Regions from separate parts of the Mus musculus genome. Here region 1 is linked to region 2. A link is a loop called in an ENCODE intact Hi-C map of the cell type or tissue named here. Cell type or tissue: left cerebral cortex. All regions are shown on one strand. Links, peaks and the distances in the headings refer to the core of each region. The heading gives the core; the rest is flanking DNA. Region 1 holds the start of 9430091E24Rik (RIKEN cDNA 9430091E24 gene). Region 2 holds the start of Pdpr (pyruvate dehydrogenase phosphatase regulatory subunit).

Region 1 (9,574 bases), core at 920-8,919, 52 kb after region 2:
TACGCAAGTAGTGTCACAGAAGCACTCATGAAATAGTACTCCCCCCCCCCCACCACCACCACTAAACACAACTGTGAGAGCAAATGAAGCTTGTGGGTTAGACAGATGGTAACTAAGGAAGACTAGAACTGTATCGTGGAGCTGTGTCTCCTGGTGATCAGAAAGCCCCTTGGAATTGCAAGTTGGTTTTTCCCACTACAATATACCAGAGTCTAATGAGGTTAAGAGGTAGCTCAGCAGACAGTAATAGGAAAACATTCAGGGTAAAATATGAGATGTAGCCAAATCTGCTCTCCTGACTGATGGATGCTGAAGAACCGATGCAAACACCAGAGAATTCAAGGCAAGAGAGCACAGAGCACAAACTGTAAACAAGGCTCATTTTATTGTTACAGCTCCTTTAATAACAGAGTTACAGGTTTAGATTTTAACAAGGAAGTCTTACCCAACAAGGCAGGCCAGCATATCCAAGGTTACATAAAGTCCAATAATGTAGTTTTTCTTTAAAAATATCTGAGGCATGGGTACCTCATTTGGCCTAACTATTGTCTAAAAATTAAGAACACCACAGGTCATCATGTGTTCCTTCACTCTGTAGCATTCCAAATTCAGTTCCTGAGAAATGTCAACATTACATGTCCTCACATCTATGTCATAATTCATTATAGCCTCATCTAACCTTAATCCAAACCCCAACAGTAAAAACTACAGGTTGCCCACATATGCCAAACATGGATGTTAAGGTAAAAAAAAAAAATGTGAAAGTTCAAATAGTAGAGCCAGTGCAGGGTGGTGGTGGCACCACCTTTAATCCCAGCACTTGGAGGGCAGAAGCAGGCATCCCTCTGTGAGCTTGAGGCCAGTCTGGTCTACAGATCAAGTTCTCAAATAGTCAGGATTTCATAGAGAAATCCTGTCTTAAAAAGCCAAAGCCAGGGCTGGAGAGATGGCTCAATGGTTAAGAGAATTGACTGCTCTTTCAGAGGTCCTAAGTTCAATTCCCAGCAACCACATGGTAGCTCACAACCATCTGCAATGGGGTCTGATGCCCTCTTCTGGTGTGTCTGAAGAGAACATATACATTAAATAAATAAATCTTTAAAATAAAAACAAAACAAAACAAAAAACAAAGCCAAAACAGTGAAGCCAAGGTCAAGATACTGCAGATATAAGCCGGGTGTGGTGGTGCACACCTTTAATCCCAGCACTCGGGAGGCAGAGGCAGATCTCTGAGTTCGAGGCCAGCCTGGTCTACAAAGTGAGTTCCAGGACAGCCAGGGCTATACAGAGAAACCCTGTCTCAAAAAACCAAAAAAAAAAAAAAAAAAAAAAAAAAAAAAAAAAAAAATACTGCAGAGGTTAAAAGCGCTGACTACTCTTCCAGAGAACCTTGATTCAATTCCTATCACCCTTTTGGAAGTTCACAAACAGCCCCTGGGGATTCTATGCCATCTTCTGGCTCTGTAGGCACCAGGCACACAAGTCATTCCATATACACCAATGTATATGTATGCACCCATTCATGCAAACACACATCCACATTAAATACATAAATCTTAAAACATGAAACCAAGAATACTAAGGAAGAGACACAAAGACACCTGCAGCTGGGTGACACAGTAAAAAGAACGTGCTAAAGAGAACAGCAGGCTAAGGATAAAGGAAGGCCAGTAAGTGGTGGTGCACACCTTTAATCCCAGGCTTGTTAGGCAGAGGCAGGCACATGTCTAAATTTGGGGCCAGCCTGGTCTTAAGACCCCCTATCTTAAACAAACAGGGAAAATAAACAGCAGTACCAGGCCAGTGCCAGTGATGGACAGAAAGACACATTTCCTCCTTGGAAAAGACATGCTAGGCACTCCTGCTTATTATATAGCCTTTCTTTTAATACAGTGCTTCTACTGAAGCTATTAGAGCCTGTCTTCACATCAAGAAAGAGACACCAGACCATCCCCATACAGGGATAACCCAAAATGCTATTACTTGTTAGTAGCTGTGAGAACAGAGAGTTCTATACAACTACCAACACTTGGGCTAGAAGTAGCAACACTAGCCAGTAGAATAGCTAGCAGAGTCCAAATCAACAACTAACAAAGTCAGAGTTTAATACATAATCAAGAATTAACAGGGCTGGAGAGATGGCTCAGAGGTTAAGAGCACTGGCTGTTCTTCCAATGGTCCTGAGTTCAGTTCTTAGAAACCACATGGTGGCTCATAACCATCTATAATGAGATCTGGTGCCCTTTTCTGGCATATAGACATACAAGCAGGCAGAGTGCAGCACACATAATAAATCTTAAAAAAATAAAATAAAAAAGTTAATAAGACAGCTCAAGGTTGTAGGAAGAAACACCAGCAAGTTATGGCCAGCAGTGAAGGGAACAGTCAATACCCACAAAGCCAGAGTCAGTGATGACTGAGAGGAGCCTTGAGACCCCCAATGTCTGAAGAGTGCATGCTCATCTCTCTGGCTGGGTGAATGGGACGTGTGACAGAATGCGGGCCCTGCATTGGCTTGACCCACTATAGTCAAGAGAACCAAACCAATTTGGAGAGATCTTATCTGTTATCAGTTTCTACCACTGCCCTATAAAAACCCTGGATAAGGAAATTCAGCCACCTTCTCTTGGAAACCCTTCTCTGACTCTGGAGAGTTACTCCCGTTTTCATGTCTCACTTTTCCTCAGTCGCTGTAATAATTAAAGTCTGTTTTTGGTTTTTTTGGGTTTTTTTGCTTGTTCCCACTAGAGGTCTTGTCTCCTAGTTTTCACTGGCATGAGACAACAAACTCCAGAGCCATTGGCCCAGGTTGATCTTTGAAGACCATGAATGTCCTGGCATCTTGGTCATGTACAGCTGGTGATGAAAGGACCAGTTACTCCAGAGAACCCATCATCTTCAGTCAGTCATCATTAGCATAGTCATTATCTGTTTCTACGCTATGCAGCCCTTTCAAAGAAAACTAGACGAGAAAAGATAATACAACCGTGGGAAAGAACGCTAAGACTCACCCCTTAGCAGGAAGACATGGCAGAAGAAACAGCAACAGATGAGTTTCAGGAGGAAATAAACCATGTCAAAAGCCCAGCCTGACAGACTGTTGGTTTAGTGTTCATCTTGACCTACAACAGTGACTAGGTGAGAGCAGAAGGGATTAAACCAAATAGCAAGAAGCAAAGGGAGGCTCTGGAGTCTTCTCCAGCAGGCTGAATGTCAAAGCCAAAGAAACCTCAACAGCAACGAGGGTAATCACGCCAGTGACACCGGAGATGCAGAAGATAAAAGGCAGTAAGCTTAAAGCAATGGACACCCTTTAAAAAGTCCTTGAGAGTAACTGTAAAACTCTCAGTTAAAACAACTTCTGCCAAACAACCCAGGCTGTTTCTGTTGGGCTCCTCTTAAATCAACCCCAGCAAAGGGGCAGCACTGAAGTGACTCCAGAGTTTCTTCTGTTTGGCTTTAACCACAGATGGGTTGCTGGTCAAAAAGACAGGTGGACGGCCACACTCCCCCACACAACAGAACCCCACAGGACACTTGCTTACCAACCGAAGGCCTGTGTGGTGACTCTCTGCCTTCCAGGTAAACCAGGGTTACTAGTGAGACTCTATGTTAAAATGGATGGATGGATGAACGAATGGGGAAGGAAGGACAGAACCTGCTGGACATTGTGACCCAACTGGTCCAGACTGCAGATTTTCCTTTTATTTATTTACTGTATATGAGTACACTGTTTTCATGCACACCGTTAAGAGGGTATCCCATTACAGATGGCTGTGAGCCACCATGTGGTTGCTGGGAATTGAACTCAGAACCTCTGGAAGTGCTCTTAATCACTGAGTCATCTCTCCAGCCCGACTGCAGATTTTTATTTTTTCAACAGGTGCATTAGGAGGTATCAAGAGAGTTTCAGAGCCGGGCGTGGTGGCGCACGCCTTTAATCCTAGCACTTGGGAGACAGAGGCAGGCGGATTTTTGAGTTCAAGGCCAGCCTGGTCTACAAAGTGAGTTCCAGGACAGCCAGGGCTGTACAGAGAAACCCTGTCTCAAAAAACCAAAAAAAAAGAAAAAAAAAGAAAAAAAAAAGAGAGCTTCAGAGAGTTGGGCCCACAAAAATGGCTAGCGGGTAAAAGTCAAAAAACCTGGGTACTTGACTGATCGGCTAGGAACGATCCCTGGATTCATCTGGAGGAGAGAAACGCATCCCCAATTTCTCTACTGACCTCTACCTTACACACAAACAAAGCCAGTAAATATTAAAAATATGAAGTTAGTTTTTTAAAGTGATGCAAATCCCTGTGGCTTTCAAAGTTGACCTCTGGCCTTGCTCCCTGCCAGCGGCCCTCGCCCACCCACGGACATCATGCAAAGTAGGCTTGGAGACCGTGGATCACACACAACTGTCACCCACCGGAAACCCCACGGCCCTGACTAGGTCTCTGACAGGAGTCGGTGAAGCACAGCCGAGCCGCACATTACAAGGTGGGAAACTATTCCACCTGCAGAGACGCGGGGCCACCTCTGGCCGTGACAGCAGTGCGCGCGCGCCCGCCCGAGCCGCAGCCCGCCCCGAGGCCCGGTCGGCCGCCCTGGGAGAGCCGGCGCGCAGTCCCGGGGCGGCCGGCGCGGCTCCCCGAGGCCCGCACAGCTCCACTGGCTCAATCCCGGCGCCCGACCGGTGGCACCGCCTCAGAGACCCGGAGGGACGGCCGGGAGCCGGAGCCCAAAGCTCGGACGCCAGGGGCGTGCGGGGCGCAAGAGTTCGCGGGACCAGAAGGCCGCCCGGACCCGCGGGTCCCAGCCGGCTTCCTACCTCAGGGGCCCGCATCTCGCGGGCAGCGCGCTCAGCAACGCCCGGCGGAAGTGAAGGGCAGCCCAGCCGCTGAAGAGGGTCTGCGCCGGCCGGAAAGGGGGCCAGGGCATGGGGACGGGGCGGGACGCGGAGCGCAGAGTTCCGGGACCGCGGGGGCCTGCGACCTTCCGCGCTTTACGGCCCGCGGCAAGGGTAAGGCGGGCGCGCGCGCCGACGCGCCGTGACGTCACCGCGGCGGGCCGGCCCGCACGTGCGCTTGTTTGGGTCTCGCCAGGCCCCGCCCCTCCCGCTCCGCCTCCGCCTGGATGACGGCGAGTGTGCAGGGAGCGGCCACCGCCCTCCGTCCCCGCTCCGGGTCTCCCGCCGGCCTCCGTGTGTCGGCAGTTCGGGTGATCGTCTGCCGCCAGGCCTGAGCTCCGATCCTGCGCGAGGGGTCCGCAGCCCAGAACCCGTGGCCGCCTCCGCCTCCGCCTCTGCCTGGATGGCGACGAGAGTGAGGAGAGCCGCCACCGGCCTCAGGCCGGCCTCCGTGTGTGCCTAGAGCCCGGGCATCGGATCCGGGCCAGAGCCTCGACCCAGTGTGGGCAGTTAGGGTGACCGTCTGCCGCCAGGCAAAATGGAATACTTTTATGTGTAGCTGTCTGGTCAGCTTGTGTCAGCAAGTCTGTGTCTAACATACATGCAGTGCCCGAGAAGGCCAAGAATGTCACATCCCCTAGAACCAGAGTTAGACATGATTGTTAGAAGCCATGTGGGTGCTAGGAATCACATGTGTGTCTTTGGGAAGAATAGTCAATAAGTCCTCTTAATCACTGATCCATTTTCCAGCCCCAAAAATAATGTTTTAAGTAAAAGAAATATAGTAGTCCCAACCCCTCCGGGGCTGAGATAGGCGGCTGGCTTGAGCCCATTTGTTTAACCTGGACAACATAAAAATAAACATAAAAGGACACACACAGATATTTCCAGGCTTTGTAAAATGTTCTAAAACTACATTATTGTGATGGTTGTTTAATTCATAAGTTTACAAATTATGGGCTTAAAATGACTGGAGTCCTGGGGTTGGTTCCCAGCACTGCCCACACCCAGCGTGATGTCACTCACAGAGGTGCAGGCAGCAGGATCTCAGACTGTGGGCATTTCCTTTGGCAAATCTCTGTCTCCAAAAATATTTACAATTCATAACAATTATGAACTAACATTGAAAATTAATTTTTGGTTGGGGGTCACTACAAGTTGAGGAACTGTAGTAAAGGGTCACAGCGTTAGGAAGGTTGAGACCCGCGCTCTACATTATCCTTGGCTATGTAGGGAGTTAGGGGTTAGCCTGAGCTAAGTGAGACCCTTTTTGGTTTGTTTTCTTTTTTTGAGACAGTTTCTCTGTGTGGCCCTATTACTCCCTCTGTATTCCATGTTGGCCTTGAGCTCAGAGAGCTGTCTGTTTCTGGCCCCTGAGTGCTAGCATTAAAGGCATGTGTCACCACCTCAGGGTAGACCCTGTCTTTGAGTGAAAAGATAAGGGAATATATGGGGGCCAGGATAGAACATTAGATTCATGTCAAAAAATCAAGGAACCAAAGCCAGCTGTAGTAACCCATGACCGAGGAGCTGGAGTCCAGGAGAATCATCTTATAAAAGAAGCTGTATGGGCTGGGCATGGTGGCCAATGCCTTTAATCCCAGCACTTGGAGGCAGAGGCAGGTGGATTTCGAGTTCAAGGCCAGCCTGGACTACAGAGCAAGTTCTAGGGCAGCCAGAGCTATTCAGACCCTGTCTCAAACTTTGACAATCAGAATCTGTCACCAGCAGACTTGGATGAAATGAATCCTAACTCAGGATCTTCAGATCTCCATGCATGGGAGAAATGGAGACACAAGAAGGAAGAAAAAGCCAGGCTTGGTGGAGCACGCCTTTAATCCCAGCACTCGGGAGGCAGAGGCAGGCAGATTTCTGAGTTCGAGGCCAGCCTGGTCTACAAAGTGAGTTTCAGGACAGCCAGGGCTATACAGAGAAACCCTGTCTCTAAAAAGCATTTAAAAAAAAAAAAAAAAACCTCCCTAGTCTAACAACGTTTAAAGAAAGAAAAAAACATCGTCAGTCAGGCAGATCTCAAAGGCTAGCCTTGGCTACATAGTTCCAGAACAGTTAGAGATACGTAGACCCTGTCTTCTAGAAGACAGAAAGGTAAAAAACAAAAAACAAACAAACGACAACAACAAAAAACCCTACTCTACCCAGCAACTGTAGAATACAGTTTATTTTCCTCCTGTGGAGCACTTGTCAACTTACACCATGCCTTGAGCTACTTGTGTTTGAAAGAATTCTAGTCACCCAAATATGTTTTCTAACCACGGACTAAATTTGAGGTCAACAGTGAAAAAAGATACAGAGAAACACTTAGCAAGTAGCATTATCTTAACCCAGGATTCATTGAGTAAATCAGGAAATAAATATTATCCCAGAAGAGAGGAAATGTGCCCAGAGGCATCTAGAGCAACAATGAGCTGGAAAGATGGCTTCAAAGAGTTCTTACTCTTCCATAGGACCTGGGTTCCATTCCTAGAAGCCACGTGGCAACTCACAGCCATCTGTAACTCTAGTTCTAGGAAAACCAACATCTGATGTCTTTGGGCACCAAGCACACACATGGTACACATAACATACATACATGCAGATAAAACATTTATAAAATAAAATTATATTTTACATTTAGAAAAATAATAGAAGCATGAACTGACAAAATGGCTAAGTACCTGCCTCCAAGCCTCATCATTGACTGAGTCCAGTCCTTGGGACCCACATAGTAGAAAGAGAAAATGGACTCTCAGAAGCTGTCTAACATCCACATGTGTACACACACGATTTTTCTACAGTTTTTTGGTATTTGTGGATAGAGAAATGGTCTATTGTTTAAGCGCACTGGCTGCTCTTCTCCCAATGAACCTGGACTCAGTTCCCAGCACCCATATAGCCAGCTGTTACTCCAGTCCAAGGGGGTCCAATGCCCTCTTCTGACTTCTGTGGGCACCAGGCACATACGTAGTACAGAGGTATACATGCAGGTAAAATACTTATGTATATAAAATAATACTTTTAAAATGGAACGCTTTTTGGGGGCTAGTTGAGACAGGGTTTCTCTGTGTAGCCCTGCCTGTCCTACAACTCACTCTGTAGACCAGGCTGGCCTCGAACTCAGAAATCCACCTGCCTCTGCTTCCCAAGTGCTGGGATTAAAGGTGTTTGCCACTACTGCCCGGCCCCTCTGAGCTCTTGACCTAACCTTACTCAGGTGCAGCTTCTCAACACCTTCACCCCGCGCCTGGAGCACAACATTCAAGATATCCTTCTTCTCACAAGCAGCAAGAGAAATGATGCTGATCACCACCCTCCCCCGCCCCCTAAGAGAGGGGGGACCATAAACCCACCTACAACACTGTTAGGGAAGTCTTTCTGGATGCGCAGATGTGATCATTTGGGGGAGGGGGGTAACCAAGGTTTCATGAGCCATCTGCTTCACGTGTCTGAGCTACACAATGTTGAGTCAGACAGAAGGTAGACACGTGTTGTTTCCTACCCCCTCACTATTATTGATTGGGTCTCCTTTATAAGGATCTAAGTCCAAATACTTGGCATGACCTATGTCAAGATGCATCCTCTGGTTTCTCAAAACAAATGTTAAACTTTTGAGCACACTCAAGGATTGCTTGGAGAGAGCTCTAAAGTTAGAGCACTGTTTGGTCTTTTTTTAAAAAAAAAAGTGTTATGTGTATAGTTGTTTGGCCTGTATGTATTTCTGTGAGTTATGTGTGCCTGGTGCCCACAGAGTCCAGACAGAGCACAATAGATCCCCCAAGACTGCAGTTACTAACAGCTGTGAATTGCCATGTGGGTGCTGGTAATTGAACTCAAGTCATCGGAAAGAGCAACGAGTGGTCTCAACCAATGAGCGATCCAGCTCCCACATTCTCTGCTCTTGGAGAGGACTCAGTCATTTGATTTTACTAATGAAGACTCAGGAGTCAGACCCTGCAGTCAAAGTCTGTTAGCTCAGAGAGGAAAGCACCTGTTTGACCTTTCTCCCTTCCTCCTCAGAATTCCCCTCTCTCACACGGTCTCAGAAGAACCTCCTTCCAACTGAATGTCCCTCCCTTCTACCTGTGTGTCTAGCCATCCTCCTGACTCCTCCTTACTCTTTTTTTTCTTAGTAATCCTATGTTCGTTTCCTGTCATCTGGTTGTTTGCTCTGCCTCTTGACCTATGGTTGACTTTATTTAATCCTGTTTACAACATTCAAGCAGTAAGCTCTTGATTTAAGGTGTGTGCTAAGGCTAAGCCACACCATAACTAAAAACAGGTCCCCCACCCCCACACCATAAATAACACAATTTCAGGGTTCAAAATGTGATCAAATATTCTGAAGGGAAGAAGGGAGTGGGGCTGAGGTTCCAGAGCTCCTCAGCTCAGCCAGGGTGGGTTTCTTTGGGAAGCTCAGGGATTACCCACCAATCCCTGAGCAGATAAACCTACCAGTCTCTGAGCTCCCCCAAGCTTGGGACTTGAAATCCCACCAATCTTCAGTCTAGAAATCTCTGCCCTGAAAAACTCCTGCCCATAAGAAATCCTATATATAAAACCGATGCTTGACACCCAATCCTTTTGGTTTGTGTATACACTTCCCTGAGTCTGAAGAAGTGACTGTTGAATGTCCAGCACTCTTCTGGTACTCTTGGGGGCGGAGGTACCCCCAGTCATAGTCTTTAC
Region 2 (9,574 bases), core at 649-8,648:
TCCTCAGTTTACATTTTCAAATGTTATCCCAAAAAGTTCCCCCCATTTCCCTTCCCGCCCCAAATTCCCCCTTACCCACTCATTCCCACTTTTTGGCCCTGGCGTTCCCCTGTACTGGGGCATATAAAGTTTGCATGACCAATGGGCCTCTTTTTCCAGTGATGGCCGACTAGGCCATCTTTTGATACATATGCAGCTAGAGTCAAGAGCTCCGGGGTACTGGTTAGTTCATAATGTTGTTGCACCTACAGGGTTGCAGATCTCTTTAGCTCCTTGGATACTTTCTCTAGCTCCTCCATTGGGGCCCTGTGATCCATCCAATAGCTGACTGTGAGCATCCACTTCTGTGTTTGCTAGGCCCGGGCCTAGTCTCACAAGAGACAGCTATATCACGGTCCTTTCAGCAAACACTTGCTACTGTATGCAATGGTGTCATCATTTGGAGGCTAATTATGGGATGGATCCCTGGATATGGCAGTCTCTAGACGGTCCATCTTTTTGTCTCAGCTCCAAACTTTGTCTCTGTAACTCCTTCCATGGATGATTGTTTCCAATTCTAAGAAGGGGCAAAGTGTCCATACTTTGGTCTTCGTTCTTCTTGAGTTTCATGTGTTTTACAAATTGTCTCTTATATCTCGGGTATACTAAGTTTCTGGGCTAATATCCACTTATCAGTGAGTACATATCATTTGAGTTCTTTTTTTTTTTTTTATTAGGTATTTTCCTCGTTTACATTTTCAATTCCTTCCCAAAGGTCCCCCATACCCACCCCCCCCAATCCCCTACCCACCCACTGCCCCTTTTTGGCCCTGGTGTTCCCCTGTACTGGGGCATATAAAGTTTGCAAGTCCAATGGGCCTCTTTGCAGTGATGACCGACTAGGCCATCTTTTGATACATATGCAGCTAAAGACAAGAGCTCCCGGGTACTGGTTAGTTCATATTGTTGTTCCACCTATAGGGTTGCAGTTCCCTTTAGCTCCTTGGGTAATTTCTCTAGCTCCTCCATAAGGGGCCGTGTGACACATCCAATAGCTGACTGTGATCATCCACTTCTGTGTTTGCTAGGCCCCGGCATAGTCTCACAAGAGAGAGCTATATCTGGGTCCTTTCAGCAAAATCTTGCTAGTGTATGCAATGGTGTCAGCATTTGGAAGCTGATTATGGGATGGATCCCTGCATATGGCAATCACTAGATGGTCAGTTTCTAATTAACCCTAACAGTTCACTCAACGAAGTATAAGGGATACAGGCAGCCAGGTCACTTCAATACACAGGTTCCAGCGCCACCTAGTGGTCAGCCTGAGGACATAAGCAGAACCAAGTCCCATCTGGTCTGTGGGGCAATTACAGTTAAATCAGTTAAGATTGGGGGAAAAAAAGATCTTTTAATAAACTTTAAAACACACTCACCTGAGTGGAGGTATCAGAGCCCCTGGATCTGGAATTACAGATAGTGGTGAGCTGCCATGTGTGGTTGCTGGGATCCAAATCCAGGTCCTCTGGGAGAGTAGTCAGTGCTCTTAACCACAGAACCATCTCTCCAGACCCCTAAAAAGCTTTTTTAAAAGAAAGGAAAGAAGACTGTGGAAACACCAAGGGACCCCAGTTTCTTGGAAAGGCAATGTTCCACCAAGGAGATGGAACTTTCATCAGCTGAATATTGAGTATTTAAGAGACGAAAGGGCCTTTCCAGAAAAGTTGGGAGAGGCATCTGGGGTCGTGAGATTTTGAATTCAGCCGGGCATAGTGGTGCACACCTCTAGCCCAGCACTCAGGAGGCAGAGGCAGGTGGAGCTCTGTGAATTTGAGGGTAGCCTGGTCTACACAGTGAGTTCCAGGAGAGCCAGAGCTACACAGAGAAACCTTGTCTAGAAAACCAAGTGGAAAAAAAAGATTCTAAGTTCAGAACTTTCCACAGCACAGAAGGAAAGGTGTCAAGAGGACGTTTCTCCAGGCAGCTCCAAGACAGAGGGCTGGGGCTGGTGAGATGGCTCAGTGGGTAAGAGCACCCGACTGCTCTTCCTGAGGTCCGGAGTTCAAATCCCAGCAACCACATGGTGGCTCACAACCATCCCTAACAAGGTCTGACTCTCTCTTCTGGTGTCTGAGGACAGCTACAGTGTACTTACATTAAAAAAAAAAAAAGACAGAGGACTGGATTAGATACAATCTCAGACCCTAGTATCACACCTGGCATGGTCCTAGATTGTCTTGAGTGCCAGTATTTGGAGAAGTGCTTGTTTTGTTTTATTTGTGTTTAGCTCTGGTTGTCCTAGAAGTTGCTGTGTAGACCAGGCTGGCCTCTGCTTCCGTGTGCACAATCAACTATCCTCTATTTCATTGTTTTCAAGAGAGGATCTCTCTATAGCTCTGGTTATCCTGGAACTTACTATGTAGATCAGGCTGGCCTTGAACTCAAGGAGGTCTGCTTGCCTCTGTGTCTTGAATGCTGGGATCAAAGGCATGAGCCACGACATCCAGCTTAGTAAACTAGCTTAATTCCCTCTACTCAAGGATCTGGAATGTTCTCAATACCACATGCTAACTCTACCCAGGAACATTAGTGGGCTGAGGGCAAACAACACTCAGAAGTACAAAATTACAGTGGTGTCTGATACATACCAAGATTTGACTGGAGAGTTAAGTGTGAACTAGAAAACCCTTTCATGAAATAAGTTGTATAGGTTTCTATTTCATCTGTTCTGAGGAAGGAAGGAAGGACTGTATATAGGGCTGATGGGAGCCTACAGTTCAAAATAAACTTTCCTTCTTTTTTCGTTTTACTACTTACCTGACATTCCCGAAAGCTAAGGCACCAGAACCAAGCTGTGGAGAGGAGCTCCGATTCCAGTCCTTGCTACTCAGAGAACGTCCTGGCCTGGATCCTTAGAAACAAGGGCTAAAAATATCTTCCCACTCTCACTCTCTCTGTAGTCAACATACACACAAGGATGCCAAGTGTTTTCAAAGGACAAAACGTTAGCTGCGTTCAGATCTTCCAAGGTACATTTTTCATCGCCAAAGGATGATGATTCTCCAAGGGATTTTCAGCATAGAGAAGTCAGGAGCCAATCATGGAACACCTCTGATGATTTATGGGAAAAAAGGAGAGAGAAGGCAAAACTATAAAAAACAGGTCTGGGGCTGTCACTCAGGGAGAGTGGGGTTTATTTATGTGTAGGACCTAGGATTGACCCCAACAGAGTATCAGCAAAAATCATAAAAAAACCAATCACAAAAGCAAAAATATTTCACTGGTCTTGAATGCATTCAAAACTGTGCTGGTGGCTGTAAGAGATTACAAAAACCAAATCTTATCACTGACAACACAAAGAGCTTGTGGGAAGCCACATGTGCCATTGCAGAGTGGCACTGACTACTGCTGGCCACCACACATAAGTTTGGACAAACAACCAATGTGTACATATGCAGTAAAGTTTTTTGCAAAGACACTGCCTGGCCCGGGCATGATAATGAGGCTTTGAGAGTATAACCAATCAGATGTGAGACATGCAAATGAGGTATGATAATGAGGCTCTGTGAGGTACAGAGAGAGAAAGAGAGTAGCCAATCAGATGAGGAACATGCAAATGAGGCGTAGTGCATAACCAATCCGGGTGTGAGACACGCCTCTCCTAGGCCTATATAAGCAGCACCAGTTCTGGGCTTGGGGTCTCTTCGCCTCTACAATCAAGCTCTCCCAATAAACGTGTGCAGAAGGATCCTGTTGCAGCATCTAGTCTGGCGCGCGCAAGAAGAGCTTTCAGACTTAACACTTATTTTATCTTTTATTTTCGAGACAGTGTTCCTGTATGTACCTCCGGCTGTCCTGGAACTCCCTCTGTAGACCAGGCTGGCCGCAGACTCACAGGGACTCACCTCCTTCTGCTTCCCAAGTGCTGGGATTGAAGGTGTGTGCCATCACTGCTCGGATAGACTTAGCAATTTCTAGTAGAGTCAGTAACAGTTGTGGGTGAGAGAAACATTCCCTACGTGTGACACATAGATAACACACCACCTCATTTCATTCACCCTGTCCTGTAGATAACTAGGTTGCTACAAAGTTTGTATGTCTGGAAATTGTAAGTAGGCAGATGGCTCAGGAAAAACAACAAACAAACAACAAAAAACAAACCCAAAAACCTTTGGTTCCCTGACAAATTAAAAAAACCTATCCCCAAATATTTTTGATTGGTCAGTGTCTTTTCATTTTCATTTTTTGGGGATAGGTATCATTAAAAACTTAACCAAAAATGTGAAAGGATTCATCTACTAGGGGCTTCCAAATGTCTTGAGCTTAATGTTTCAGGAGAACAAGGGCAACTGAATGTGTGGTGAAGCAAGCCACTTGGGAGGTGGAGGCAGGAGGACCAGGAGCTAAGTCATCCTCTGTACCTATTTGAATCCAGCCTAGACTGAGACTTTGCCTATAAAAACATACACATAAATAAATAAATAAATAAATAAAACAAATAGACTTTTTTTTGGTTGTTTTTGTTTTGTTTTTTTGAGACAGGGTTTCTCTGTGTGGCCCTGGCTGTCCTGGAACTCACTCTGTAGAATAGGCTGGCCTCGAACTCAGAAATCCATCTTCCTTTGCCTTTCAAGTGCTGGGTTTAATGGCGTGTGCCACCACTGCCCAGCTACAAATAAACTTAAATAAAACAAATAAACTAAAAAAAAAAAAAAAAAAAAGGAACCGGGTAGAGTTGAGTCTTACTGTCAGTTCTCATCTGGGCAGTCTTGGAGAAATTCATGGCTAGTGAGTTGGGTATAAACTAAGCAAGCTGGGGAATGAATGACATCATGAAAAGGAGATTCTTGAAGCCTTCTTGTTCCTAGTCAGAGCGCTCAAGACAGCACCAAGGTACACAGCCTAGCAATAATGTTCAAGACTAGCTCATAAGACAAGATAGGCTAAACTAAAGCACACCATTTCGCTTGCTGCTTGTGCGAAGGATGATTGGATGGTGTGCGCCAGGCGCGGGGTGAAGGTGTTGAGAAGCTGCACCTGAGTAAGGTTAGGTCCTCAAGATATCTGAGGGCCACGTCTACACCAGTGTAGAGACACATATATTTAATCTAGTAACGAGTGCTGTGAAAGAAACTAGGGGATGTGGCTGAGAGTTGGGGGCGGGGGTGGGGGGATGGAAGGCAGAAGATGTTTCTGAGGCTCCAGTGAACAATGCTTTCCCTCTGGGCAGCCGCAAGGAGTAAGATGGGAAATAAGGTCAGCTGATTCGGCCTCCAAGGTGCGGCCAGGCCCACAGTACAACTTCTGCCCAAGCCAAGCACTGAAAGGCCTTAAGCGACGTGCAGGGACGGACAACGGTGACCACGGGCAGAGAGATGTGGTTCTGGGCTGCGGACCCCTCGCGCAGGATCGGAGCTCAGGCCTGGCGGCAGACGATCACCCGAACTGCCCACACACCGAGGCCGGCGGGAGACCCGGAGCGGGGACGGAGGACGTTGGCAGGTCCCCGCACACTCGTCGTCAACCAGGCGGAGGCGGAGGCGGAGGCGGAGGTGGCGCGGGAGGGGCGGGGCCTGGCGAGACCCAAACAAGCGCACGTGCGGGCCGGTCCGCCGCGGTGACGTCACGGCGCGTCGGCGCGCGCGCCCGCCTTACCCTTGCCGCGGGCCGTAAAGCGCGGAAGGTCGCAGGCCCCCCGCGGTCCCGGAACTCTGCGCTCCGCGTCCCGCCCCGTCCCCATGCCCTGGCCCCCTTTCCGGCCGGCGCAGACCCTCTTCAGCGGCTGGGCTGCCCTTCACTTCCGCCGGGCGTTGCTGAGCGCGCTGCCCGCGAGTCGCGGGCCCGTGAGGTAGGAAGCCGGCTAGGACCCGCGGGTCCGGGCGGCCTTCTGGTCCCGCGAACTCTTGCGCCCCGCACGCCCCTGGCGTCCGAGCTTTGGGCTCCGGCTCCCGGCCGTCCCTCCGGGTCTCTGAGGCGGTGCCACCGGTCGGGCGCCGGGATTGAGCCAGTGGAGCTGCGCGGGCCTCGGGGAGCCGCGCCCGCCGTCCCGGGACTGCGCGCCGGCTCTCCCAGGGCGGCGGACCGGGCCTCGGGGCGGGCTGCGGCTCGGGCGGGCGCGCGCGCACTGCTGTCACGGCCAGAGGTGGCCCCGCGTCTCTGCAGGTGGAATGGTTTCCCACCTTGTAATGTGCGGCTCGGCTGTGCTTCACCGACTCCTGTCAGAGACCTAGTCAGGGCCGTGGGGTTTCCAGTGGGTGACTTGGGGTGACAGTTGTGTGTGATCCCGAGGTGCGAGTCCACGGTCTCCAAGCCTACTTCGAACATTTATGCAATCTTGATTTGTAGGGATGATGATGTGGTAGAGGGTCTAGTTATAAAGACGTCCTTTAAGGATCCTCTTTTTTTTTTTTTTTTTTTTTTTTTTGGTTTTTCGAGACAGGGTTTCTCTGTATAGCCCTGGCTGTCCTGGAACTCACTGTGTAGACCAAGCTGGCCTCGAACTCAGAAATCCACCTGCCTCTGCCTCCCAAGTGCTGGGATTAAAGGCGTGCGCCACCACGTCCGGCCCAAGGGTCCTCTTTTTGGCGTCAGGGACGTGTATAATTTTTCTTAAATTCTCTCAGCCAACGGTGCATTTGTTGAAAATTACAGCATCCTGAACTTGCATGATCAAACTGTTCAGAGGGTCATTCTGTTGCTTGTAAACTTGCCCTGGTGATTCCTCCGAGTTATGTGTGGGAGATGCGTCAATGTACATTCAGCCTTCATTCTTTGTGACCTGTGGCTCATGCTGTTACCAGAGGAAGCATTCAGGAGTTGTTAGAACTGTCCCTGTGACTGCCTTTTAAAGACAGAGTCTTGCTCTGTGGCCCCAGCTCACCTGGAACCTGGGCATTTCTCCTGTTTCAGTATCCAGTGTGGTGGGAATTTCAGGTGTGAGCACTGCTCCAGGATTGAGCTTGTTGGTGTAGGATCCGAGCACAATCAGTCTGGGTCTTAAGGCTGTTTAGAAGTTACTCTTACTAGTAGAGATACCGTTAATTTTCACGAATTTCAAGAAAATGCAAAACTTCCTGACCTTTCCTTTGAATGAGTTTGCAGTCTTCAGTGTCTGTTTTCCTGGCTCTACCTCCTTTTCCTGTGAAACTTGCTTGCTTTTACTGCCAGACCCCTTCATCACATTTTATTTTATGAGTGTTTTGCCTATGTGTACGTTTGTGCACCATGTCCACGCTTGATGTCCACAAAAGTCAAGGCATTGGATTCACTGGAACTGAAGTTAAAGATTGTTACCTCCTTGTGGGAGTTGGGAATCAAACCCAGGCCCTGTGCAAGAACAGTAACGTTCTTAACCACTGAGACATCTCTCTAGCCCTCCCTTCCTGGTATACTTCAGTCTTTTCTGCCCTCATCTCTTCACTCTTGAAGGTCATGATGATCACAGAGTCAACATTCTTTTCTTGGCCTTATCAGACTGGGCATTAAACGTGCTTTGTTCTTTCCTGAATCTCCTGTTTGTCCTTTTCTTCCTGTCTTGCCGAGAGATCATAAGTTTATTGAGCAAACAGTGACAAAGGACTGGGCATGGTAGGGTTTCTCAGGGAGGAATTCTCTGTTATGTTTCTTTCCTGTTGCTATTCTCTTTTCTAGGTAGGGAAAGAGCTTCTGGTACTGCTTTACAGCTGTTTGGCCTTTGCTTACCTGGATTTCTTTGAAGCCCATGCTTTTAATCCCAGCACTGGGGGAGGCAGAGACAGGTGGATTTCTATGAAGTCTAAGCAACCTTGGTCTACATAGCAAGTTCTAGGCCATTTGCTACAAAGTGACACCCTGTCTAGAAAGAAAGGAAGAAAGAGAGAAAGGGAAAAAAGAAAGCAGTAGTAGTATTATGATAAGTGGCTCTGATGCTAGATTTGCAGTTTTGTCTTTGATTATAGAATAATAATTTTACATAATATACTTTATACATAAGTTTCCTAAAGTACAGAACAGAAATTATGTCCACCCTATAGGGTTGTGCTTAGATTAGTTGATACTTAGGAAGTATCTTGCACACTGTAACCACTAACAGAGACCCAAATTCAGGACCTCATCCTTGCACAGCTGCTGCTTTAACCACTGAGCCACCTTCCTCAGCCCTATGTATGTTTATTGAGATAGGGTCTCATTTAGCCTAAACTTTTTGGGGTTTTTTGTTTTTGTTTGTTTGTTTTCTGAGACAGGGATTCTCGGTATAGACCTGGCTGTCCTGGAACTCACTTTGTAGACCAGGCTGGCCTCTAACTCAGAAATCCACCTGCCTCTGCCTCCCGAGTGCTCCCGGCATTAGCCTACACTTGCTACACAGTTTAGGATGATCTTGAATTCCTGCTCTTCTAACTCTACCTTCTCACTGTTGGGATACAGTTGTCTACTGGCCTAGGAGTTCTCATTAATGAGGGAATGATAGTCTTTTTCTCTCTCCCTGTCTCCACTCTTCCATCATCTCTCTCCTTCACCCCACCCTACCCCCAGCTTCTGAGCTTGGCTTTGACATCAGTTACCCTTTTGTATTGTATTGGTTTTTTTGTTTTTTTAATTTACTTTTTTTTTATTAGGTATTTTCCTTGTTTACATTTTCAATGCTATCCCAAAGGTCCCCCATACCCCCCCCCTTGTATTGTATTGTTTGATTTAGGCTTTCCACAACCATGTGAGATAGATATTTCTAACCGATGTTAACAGATAGAACCTGGCACACCAAAATGTGGTCAGAGTTGTACAGGTAATGAGATGTAAGGAGACTTGATATCTTGTGTTTGTAGATCTTGGATTCCCCCAGTGGGTTGCTGAATTACTACTTCACTCAAATGCCTTACAGATAATTGGAGAAGAGGAAAAGTTCTGGGAGAAGTAGAATATCCTGGGAGAAAACAGAAGACTCCTTTACTCAAAGGCTACACTGTCAGATTGGTATAGAATAGGCCGTGTTCTGAGGAGGTAGCTTTGCTCAGTAGACAAGTGGCAGGAACTTTGCCAGCTAGAGAGACAGTGCCCACAGGTCCAGGGCATAGAAGAGAGAGTTAAGCCTGACTTGTTTGAGGGGTGGAGGTGGGGAGAATGAATATGAGAATGTATAGCGGGGCGGGGAGAAGAGGGAAGAGACCAGAATGATTGGCTTATATAGGAAAGAGCCTCTGGGGAAGGGGAATCCCAGCCTCTGGGTTGGGCAGTTAAGATAGAAGACAGGCTATGCCAGGTAGGGACTGAGGGATGCTACGAGGGTTAAATATTCCCCTCAGCTGTTTGTTCCAGATCTGAATCCCAATAAATACATCATAGACTTGCTCACAGGTTAATCTGATGGGACGTTTTCTCAGTTGAGGTTCCCCCTTCCCATAGACTCTGGCTTGTGTCAAGTTGATATAAAACCATCCAGCCCAAGGGTCTTTCACAAGCATGACCAAGTGGCAATGGTTGATAATGGAATAAGATGGCCAGACAGTAGAACAGGTAAGATAATTCTCCAGTTGAGAGTTGTGTTTCCATTGCAGGTGGAGAGAATGTTAGTAAAGGGGTGTGTATTTAACTTAGAAATGTAGCCTAGAGGGCCTTGTGG

Evidence for each region. Peaks named below come from ENCODE experiments on the same cell type or tissue, not always from the same donor. Only the 100,000 strongest peaks of a DNase experiment are listed, where the experiment ranks them.
Region 1: a loop joins it to region 2, with 6 times the contacts of the local background. A loop is called at or near these places in 24 of 42 quality-filtered maps.

Annotation. Positions count from the first base shown.
Region 1 is chr8:111,140,591-111,150,164 of GRCm38, forward strand. 9430091E24Rik (RIKEN cDNA 9430091E24 gene) reads right to left here and starts at 4,908. Exons shown (of 3, transcript NR_040364.1): 1 at 4,814-4,908. In left cerebral cortex, for the core only: a CTCF peak has its summit at 1,052 (motif pointing left); DNase peaks (open chromatin) are centred at 3,934, 4,534, 5,103 and 5,888; H3K4me3 peaks cover 2,120 bases; H3K27ac peaks cover 1,356 bases.
Region 2 is chr8:111,089,003-111,098,576 of GRCm38, forward strand. Pdpr (pyruvate dehydrogenase phosphatase regulatory subunit) reads left to right here and starts at 5,743. Exons shown (of 18, transcript NM_198308.1): 1 at 5,743-5,824. It also overlaps a transcript of Clec18a not described here. In left cerebral cortex, for the core only: a CTCF peak has its summit at 1,313 (motif pointing left); DNase peaks (open chromatin) are centred at 1,264, 2,921, 4,964, 5,538 and 1 more place; H3K4me3 peaks cover 1,940 bases; H3K27ac peaks cover 1,210 bases.